Linked DNA regions of Homo sapiens: region 2 is linked to region 1. The links are chromatin contacts, found by Hi-C or POLR2A ChIA-PET in ENCODE. All regions are on one chromosome and are shown on one strand. Each heading gives the region's core, a stretch centred on a gene start or an enhancer-like site at or near the end of the contact. The rest is flanking DNA. Distances are from core to core; before and after follow the strand shown. Region 1 overlaps CHST11 (carbohydrate sulfotransferase 11). Region 2 holds the start of CKAP4 (cytoskeleton associated protein 4).

Evidence for each region. A loop is a pair of places that touch in the nucleus more often than their neighbours do. ChIA-PET counts read pairs that join two places held with the same protein, here RNA polymerase II (POLR2A). Pooled maps may share reads with other maps.
Region 2: a loop to region 1 is called in a pooled map, with 3 times the contacts of the local background. The contact joins the promoter of CKAP4 here to the enhancer-like site in region 1. A Hi-C loop is called at or near these places in 1 of 50 pooled maps. POLR2A ChIA-PET finds 5 or more read pairs at or near these places in 2 of 52 experiments (HCT116 and HEK293T).

What each region holds. Positions count from the first base shown.
Region 1 is chr12:104,641,601-104,646,032 of GRCh38, forward strand. All of the region lies in intron 2 of CHST11 (carbohydrate sulfotransferase 11), which reads left to right. Among named protein-coding and RNA genes, the nearest start is that of MIR3922, 52 kb to the left of the region's middle. RefSeq lists enhancers at 1,617-1,666, 2,564-2,613. Within about 2 kb of position 2,736, at least 15 of the 41 ENCODE cell types and tissues checked have a DNase peak (open chromatin) inside an H3K27ac peak, as active enhancers do.
Region 2 is chr12:106,245,626-106,249,979 of GRCh38, forward strand. CKAP4 (cytoskeleton associated protein 4) reads right to left here and starts at 2,395. Exons shown (of 2, transcript NM_006825.4): 1 at 1,744-2,395. The coding sequence starts at 2,226. LOC124903008 (a long non-coding RNA gene) reads left to right here and starts at 2,647. Exons shown (of 2, transcript XR_007063443.1): 1 at 2,647-3,134; 2 at 4,046-4,354. RefSeq lists silencers at 1,541-1,630, 2,291-2,600, 2,631-2,970.

The DNA of each region.
Region 1 (4,432 bases), core at 1,486-3,985:
GGAAACTGGGGGTTAAGGTATGAGTGTATGTATATGGAAGCTCTATATACTTTCCACTCAATTTTTCTGTCAACCTAAAACTGCTCAAAAAAGAGAATCTATTAATTTAATTAAAAACAAAACTGGGTGGACCCTACCCACCTTCCTACCAGCAAACATGAGAAGGAGGATGGCTGTTCCCCAGTGCTGACGGGGGCACTCAACCTTCTGGGGGCAATTTAGCAATGGATAAGAAAATAAAAAGTCTGTAATCACCTTGATCTGGCACTTCTAGGAGTTTATCCTAAAGCCATGGTTCTCAACCAGGGGGGATTTTGCACCCCATCCACCCCAGGGAGGACATTTGGCAACATCCGAAGATAGTTTTGATTGTCAGAGCTGGGGAGCTGCTACTGTCCTCTAGTGGGTTGAGGCCAGGGATGCTGCTGAACGTCCTATGGTGCACAGGACAATCCTTACAACAGAGTCATCTGATCCTGTACGTCATTAGTGACACTTCTGAGAAGCCCAAATGAGGAACTGGGTAGGTACATAGTACTCATCTCAGTATTGTTCACAGTAGTGAGAAATTAGAAATGATCAAAATATCATGTGGCAGTAATTAAAGGATGGTATATCCATACTATGGGATCCTGTGCAGCCTTTAGAATGGCAGTATGGGAGTATGATCTCTAATATGAAAAAAAATGCTCATGAGACATACATGAAAAAAATTACAAAGCGACATGCATAGAAGAATTGTATCATTGTAAAGACAGAGTACCTATGCGCATTTCTTTTTTTACTTTTTACAAATTAATTTGATTTTTTTAAATTTTGAGACAAGGTCTTGCTGTGTCGCCCAGGCTGGAGTGCAGTGGCGCAATCGTGGCTTACTGCAGCTTCATCCTCCCAGGCTCAAGCAGTCCTCCCACTTCAGCCTCCTCAGTAGCTGGGACTACAGGCGTGTGCCACCATGCCTGGCTAATTTTTGTATTTTTGTAGAGATGGGATTTCACCATGTTGCCCAGGCTGGCCTAGAACTCCTGGGCCCAAGCGATCCTCCTGCCTCAGCGTTCACAAGTGTTAGTATTACAGCTATGAGCCACTACACCCAGCCTGTTATGTATCTCTGAGAAGACACATAACAAAATCTCAAGCCTGTGTCTAGGTGGTTGGAATATAGGTGGTTTTTAACTTTTAAAATTATTTTGGGGATTTAGATTTTTTTTTTTACAATGAACATTTATTACTTTTATAATTAAAACAAGAATACTTTTTAAAATTAAGAAATTATGCAACTAGATATGTAGTCAAGTAGAGGTTGCTTAAATACTAAGGTTTATTTTCAACTACTAATTACTTTCAAAAGTATTTTAAGGAACACATTGTCATACCAATTAGATGCCCACTACATGCAGGTTTTGTACATTTCATTTACTTCTCAAAAAGCCGTGTTGTAGGCTGGGCATGGTGGTGCACACCTGTAATGCCAGCACTTTGGGAGGCTGAGGCGGGAGGATCACTCGAGGCTGGGAGTTCAAGACTAGCCTGGGCAACATAGTGAGACCCCTGTCTCTACAAAAAAATTAAAAAATTAGCTGGGCATGACGGCACATGCCTGTAGTCCCAGCTACTTGTGGGAGGCTGAGGCGGGAGGATAGCTTGAGCCCAAAAATTTGAGGCTGTAGTGAGCTATGATTGTGCCACTGTGTTCCAGCCTAGGCAATAGAACAAGACCCTATCTCTTAAAACAAAGCAAAACAAAAAACCGCAAACCTTGTTGTTGCTCCTCACCACCCATTTTAGAGATGAGGAAGCAGAAGTTTGGAGGGTTAGATACGTCAGATGCAGAGATGGGGTTCTACCCTGTGTTTTCAAAGTCCAAGTCTTTCCCTCTGTACCATGGTAGGGGCAGTGTGCCACTGTAGTGGGTAGCGTGTTTGTGTGGGATTATCAGTAACAGATTTCTTCCAATATGCTCTTTTCAAGAACTCCAGCACATTTAGGGGATTTCCATTTGAGGAACTTAAGAGGACATTCAGAGACTTTTTCTTCACACACACACACACACACACAAAGTTCTCATGACTTTTTTTTGTTGTTGCACTTGAGGAGTTTTTCCTATCTGGAAAATTCCTTTGCCTGGAATGGCTTATTCTAGATCAGGGATGGAAACATCAGTTGTGCCTGAGAATCTGGTCTGGGTCTCATGAGCGTGTTTTCCAGCTCCTGGAAAGCCAAGACTTCACTGTTTTAACCCAGGGTAAGAAGGGACCTCTCTAGAACATTTCTCAGCTGTCATCTCATAAAGAGACTTGTCAAACCTGATTCCTCTGGTACCAAGAGGAAGCAATTTGAATTTTCTTATTTCCTCTGGAGTTTAGGGGTGCAGTTAGCAAACAAAGGAACCTCTTAGGTCTCTCTGCCTTTGCTATCTGCTAGTGGAGACTGCTTTTCTTGGACGGTTTCTGCAAGGAGCTGTCCGGCCAGTTGTGGATTGGCTCACGGGATGGAGAACTGCTTCCTCTGAAGAGAGGGACTTCTGCTTCCTCCTCACTGTGCTTATTGCTGCTCAGAGGCTGCTGGGAAATCTCTGCCGCAGCCACCCTCCCAGCGTGCACCTCCTGGATATCTGTCCATGGAAGCTCCTGGACACCCCCTACCTTCCCTGCATCTGGGTGGACTCCCGCATGCACTTGCTGCATTTCGTCTCAGGTTGCCTTTTGACTCTCCACCGCTTATGATTCCACTCGGTGGCCTCCCTACTGATGTCTTTCCTCAGCCATCTTGTAAGTGGTTTCTCCTTGGTTCCAGCCCTCACTGAGGCCAGATTCTGTTTCCTGCCTTCAGTGTCTAACGTGTGGCCAATCCTCTTTCTTCAAAGGCAGAGTGGCCCTGCTTGCATCTGCCAAAAAGACACACCTGGGCTCCCTGCAGCTGGCGTGGTGCTGCCTGGGCATCCTGCCAAGCCAGCATGCCCTCTTTCTAGGGGAGCTTTCCTGCTTCTGGTTTTCAAATCCTTGAAGCAGCACTGGGGAGGCGATGAAGAGGGTCAGGTTTGGAGTCTCTGGCTGAGTCCTGGCCCTGGCCCTGGCAGGCAGAGTGCAGCTGGGGTGGTTCTGTCTCAGAGCCCGGTGGCAGACTGACCAGTGTAGGTAGGGGAAGACTGGCTGGACCTCCATCTCAGATCTGTCCCTTGAAAGTAGGGTTGGGATGAGACCCCTTAGAGGCTTCAGTCTGGAAGATAGTGCAGGAGCAGAGCTGGTAGGATTTGCTGTAGAGACCAGCCCTGTGCTGGAACAGGCCCATGGCTTATCTGCATGAAACCTGAGGACAGATCACTGCAGCGAGCCTTCTTCCACTTTTTTTGTTTTGTTTTGTTTTTTGAGACAGAGTCTTGCACTGTCATCCAGGCTGGAGTACAGTGGCATGATGGCTCACTGCAAGCTCTTCCTCCCAGATTCACGCCATTCTCCTGCCTCAGCCTCCCAAGTAGCTGGGACTACAGGCACCCGCCACCACGCCCGGCTAATTTTTTGTATTTTTAGTAGAGACGGGGTTTCACCATGTTAGCCAGGATGGTCTCGATCTCCTGACCTCGTGATCTGCCCACCTCGGCCTCCCAAAGTGCTGGGATTACAGGCGTGAGCCACCACGCCCGGCCTTCCACTTTTAAATTAATAATAATAGTTCCCATGGTTGGAGGGCACCCACTCTGAGCCAGGTACTTGGCAATAATCCTCTGAGGTGGAATCTGTGATTCTCATCCCCACCATACAGGTGAGGAAACTGAGGCTCAGGAAGTTAAAGAACTGACCCAACAGAGAGCCAGGGGGCTGGGCCAGGACTGGAGCTCAGGCCTCCTATTCTGCTTTGCAAGAAATATTTGTGTTGGAAGCCCAGCTGGGCTTGTTGGAAAAGCAACCTGCAGGTGGGGGTGGGCACCGCAGTTGTCTTTATTTTGGCCCCTTCTGAGTTTGCTGTTTGTCTGCCTGGGCTCTGGGGGGCCCTTCCCACCCACTCACCTTCCCCTGCTGGTCCTGGCCTCCAAGGGCTCCAAGTCCTTCCCCCCCACCCTCCCCTTGGCTTAGCTGTGGACTAATCCCTTTTCCCATTAGGTGAGCCAAGACAAGATTAGAGCTTTATTAAAAGGAAATTAAACTAGGAAATGAAAGGATAAACAAACCTCAAACAAGAAAAAACAACAGCACCAAATAAGATGAGTTGACAGAGCACCACTCTTTATCCTAAAGGGTATCCATCTACCTACAAATTAGGGTGTGGCTCCCAGTGGGGCCATCATCTCTTCTTCCACCCTCACCAGCTCTGCCTGTCATGATCAAGCTCGTCATCATGGTGGCTTCAGCAAACATGTTCTTTGGGGACCTTGGTGATGGCACCATACTCTCCAGCGCTTTGCTCACACTAGCCCCTCCCCTGATTTCTTTCT
Region 2 (4,354 bases), core at 1,145-3,644, 1.6 Mb after region 1:
ACTCTGTTGCCCCGGCTGGGGTGCACTGGCAGGATTTCCGCTCACTGCAACCTCCACCTCCCGGGTTCAAGCAATTCTCCTGCCTCAACCTCCTGAGTAGCTGGGACTACAGGCATGTGCCACCACACCCCGCTAATTTTTGTATTTTTAGTAGACACAGGGTTTCACCATGTTGGCCAGGCTGCTCTCAAACTTCTGACCTCAGGTGATCCGCCCGCCTCGGCCTCCTACAGTGCCGGGATTACAGGCGTGAGCCACCACGCCCGGCCGTGCTCTGCCAGTCTTAAGAGGAAATTCCTGGTCCTGCACACTCAACAAAAGCAGAGAGCAACTTGGCAGGACAGACAGCATGCTGGGAAAAGGAGGCAGTGGCTCCGGGATCAGAAGTGGCGGGATTTTTTGTTTCAGTCTTGCAACCAACTTTCATTGAGCAATGACATAGTGGAGGGCGAATAAGATCAAAGGGGCTGTACTTGGTATGGAAAAACCACAGAAGGGTGGAAGCTAAGCACCTTCGCCTTGAGAGTTGGGTCCATCCATACCTGAAATGGACCCCTGTGGACCCTTGACGAACAGGGCAGTGGCCTAGACATTCTCGTGTGTCTGTCACTCACCAGCTGGGGACTTTGTCAACTCATTCCTCTGTCTAAACCTCAATGTTCTGCTCTGGGAAATGAAATCAAAACTGTTAGTCCTCCCTCCCAGGGTAGTTATAAGAATTAGATAATATGTGAGTGAGTAAGCATTCTAAACACCATATAAATGTGGCTAGAAGTATTATTCACCAGTATGATCTAGTATTTTTGGCCCTCCTCTTCCCCTAAAGCGGAAGTAGGGCCGGGCGCAGTGGCTCACGCCTGTAATCCCAGCACTTTGGGAGGCCGAGGCAGGCGGATCACTTGAGGTCAGAAGTTCGAGACCAGCCTGGCCAATACGGTGAAACTTTGTCTCTACTACTAATAAAAAATTAGCTGGGTATGGTGGCACATGTCTGTAATCCCAGCTACTCAGGAGGCTGAGGCAGGAGAATCGCTGGAACCTGGGAGGCAGAGGTTGCAGTGAGCTGAGATCGTACCACTGCACTCCAGCCTGGGCGACAGAGCCAGACTCCCTCTCAAAAGAAAACCCAAAAAAGCTGAAGTAGGACTACGTCAAAGGCCCACCTGGGCAGGCTGGTCCAATACAGGACAAGGGACCTAAAGATAGATGGTATTTCATTTGGACCTGCAAATGAGTAAGAATGCCAGCTCCGGGTCTATTAAAAACCCCGCTCGGATGTCTCCCACAGGCAGAGCTGAGGTGGGGCCTTGCCTGAGGCTTCCAGGGATGCGCTGGCTTCCCTTCCAACCTCCTTTTCAGACAGCTCTGCCCATTCAGCGGTTCCTAATGCAGAAAGAATGGGCTCCCCGGAGCCTGCCGGCTTCCTTACAGGTCACCGCTAATGCCCTGTGACAGGCCCTTGGCCCACCCTGCCAGGCGGGCCTGGGCATCCTCGCGGCGGCCCATCCCTCGGGGCCGATTCCTCCGCAGCCATTAACAAAGGGGGTCTGGGGACTGCCTCGGAACTAGGGGGCCGCGTGGAGTGGGATGTCTAGGCCAGGGCCCGCCAAGGAGGAGCGGCCGGCTCCCGCCTCCGGGCCTGGGCAGGCAGCGCTAGGGGCCGGTCGGGAAGCACGAAGGAGCCCGGCCGTGGGTCCGGAGGCCGCAGTCGATGGGGACAGTTGCGGGGCCGGGGGTACCCACCTTCTGCTCGACGCCCTGCAAGCCCTGGCCCAGCTCCTCCCTCTGCCGGGAGAAGTCCTGGTGGCTGCGCCGGACCTGCTGGACCTCCTCCAGGACGTGGTGGACGCACCAGCCCGAGAAAGCGGCCGCCGCCACCAGGGCGAGGTAGAAGAGAAAGTTGAGCGCCCTGCCGAGCCTGCGCGAGCAGGACGCCGAGGACGAGGCGGCGGCGGCGGCAGCGGCGGCGGAGGCGGAGGAGGAGGAGGAGGACTTGCCGCCGCCGCCGCCGCCGCCGCGGTGGCCGCCCTTGCCGTGCGCCTGGTTCTGCGGGTGCTGCTGCGGGTGCTGCTGCGGGTGCGGCGCGGGCGGCGGCGGCGGCTGCTGCGGCGCCGGCGGCGGCTTCTTCGCCACGTCATCCGCGCCGCCCGACGGGTGGGCACCCTTCTCCGAGGGGCTCGCGGCGCCGTGGCCGCCCTTGGAGCCCCTTTGTTTGGCCGAGGGCATGGCGGGCGCGGCGGCGGCTCGGGCCGCGGGCTGGGAGGCGAGCGAGCGCGGCGCGCGGCCCGGGAAACTTGCAGGGGCTCCCCCGGGACTGGGCGAGCGGCACGCGGGCGCTGCTGGCGTCGGAGCGGCGAGAGGACGCGCGGCCGGGGAAGGAGGCCGGGCCGAGGAGGCGGGAGGAGGGGGCCTGCCTCCGCCGCCGCGGCGCCGACCCCGCCTCCCGGTAAGGGAGGCCGAGCGAGCCGAGCCGGGAGAGCTTGCCACGCACGCCGGCCCGGCGGCCCCTCCTCCCCGCCGCCACGACCCCGGAGAGGGAGGGCCGGGCGGGGTCTACGGGGGCCGGGAAGCCGGCGCGGGGGTGGCTGGGCGCGGGGCGGGGTCCCGGCGGGGTCTGCGGAGGCCGGGGTGGGCACCGAGGTGGCCGCGAGGGGAGGGGAGAAGAGCGGAGCGGAGGGGAGGGGACGCGGCCGAGGTGGGGCTGGCGGCCCGGCGGGTTCCACGCAGGCTGGGGGCGGAGGGCCAGATCGACCCCAGCCGGGGCGGCCGAGCAGGGTCCACGGGGGTCGGGGATGGGCGGCCAGGCGGGGTCGGAGGGACGAAAGCCGGGGTGAACCTGCGCCGCGGGCCAAGCGCGACCCCCTCCCTTCCCGACCTGTGCGGAGAGGAGAGAAATGAAGGGGGGCGCCCAAGGAGCCCTGGCCCCGGGAGTGGGAGTCAGCGGGTGGGAACAGATCGCCCTTCCTTTCCGCTGGGAATTGGGGGACTCCCCCTGCTTTCACTCTCCCAGCCCGCCATGGGGTTGGGCCTTGTCCTTTGCCTTGGGTTTGAAGGCGGAGACAAAAAAGGCTGTCCAAAATCCAGCCAGCTTGGGAGGCATGGTTGATGCGAGTTAGCAAAGATTCTCGACTGTGGTAAGTCTGTTCAAGGGGACGCATTCACCAAGTGTCCCCGTTAGCCAAGTTAGCCTGCTGTGGCCAGCTCTTTACTTTTTCCCCCCGAAGCCCCTTCAGCTCTGTTTTCTCTTTCGGGGTCATGAAGTTTGTCCACGGCCCCTACTCCTGACAGCCTCTGGGATGGGTGCTGCGGAGGCAGCAGCAGCCACACAGAAAGAGGCAGATCAGCGTTGTCACCCCTACTTTTGTAAAAGGAAATCTGGTATTGCCAGGCTGTGTGGTTAGCGACTCACATATGTTCTCGAAATCTCACAAAAGCCCTGTGAGGTAGAAATTATTTTACCCATTTTATAGGAAGGAAATTGAGACTGAGCGAGCCGGCTTCGGATTGGCTCAAGGTCACATATAGTCATCATTCGAACCTCACTCAGTCTGCTTCTTTCTGAAGTCTGTGCAGCTTAATCACTTCAGAATGGGAAGGAAACGGGGGCCCAGGGAAGTTAAGCAACTTGCCCACTCACTCAGTCTAATTGGTGCCGGGGCAGGGACAGAACTCACTCAATTCCACTGCTTTCCCCAGTTTCTGGTGAGTGATGTGTGCCTGGCACTGTGTGCACCTGGCACTGTGTGTAGTAGGAATGCTGTTTCTTCTGTCTGTAACCTCCTCCCAGTTCTGTAAACAAAGACAAAACCATGCCCTGCCCTTAAAGCCTATAGGGTTCAAATGCCACCTCTTTGATGATGCTTTCCCTATAACACCATTTGATACCTCTCATGGGACTTAGCAAGTAATTGCAACGAGAGGCATATATGTTAGTTCAATATAGCAAACCTTTGTTGAGGGCCCACTGTGTGCCAGGTATGTCTCCCCTCCCTGAGGACTGGAAGCAACCATAGTTTATATTTCTCCTTCTTTCTCGCTTTATAAGGTGTTGCTAAAAGCCTCCAGTGAATGAATGAACACTTGTGTGCCTGCCCTCAAGGAGCCTGCACTACACTTGGAGATATATACAGAAACCTGTTGAGGGCTAACTTAGGTAAATTGGGAACATAAATGTAAAGAGATTTGGAAAGCAAACCATTGGCCTGTACATGGGCAGGCTTTGGGGGCAGAAAGACCTTGAGCAGTGCCTTGAAGAATGATTTGCATATGAGGAGAGCAGGGAGGATATTTCTGTGGCGGAAATGGGGTGAGCCCAGGACACCTGTTGGCCATGAGGGTGTGTTCTACATGTAGA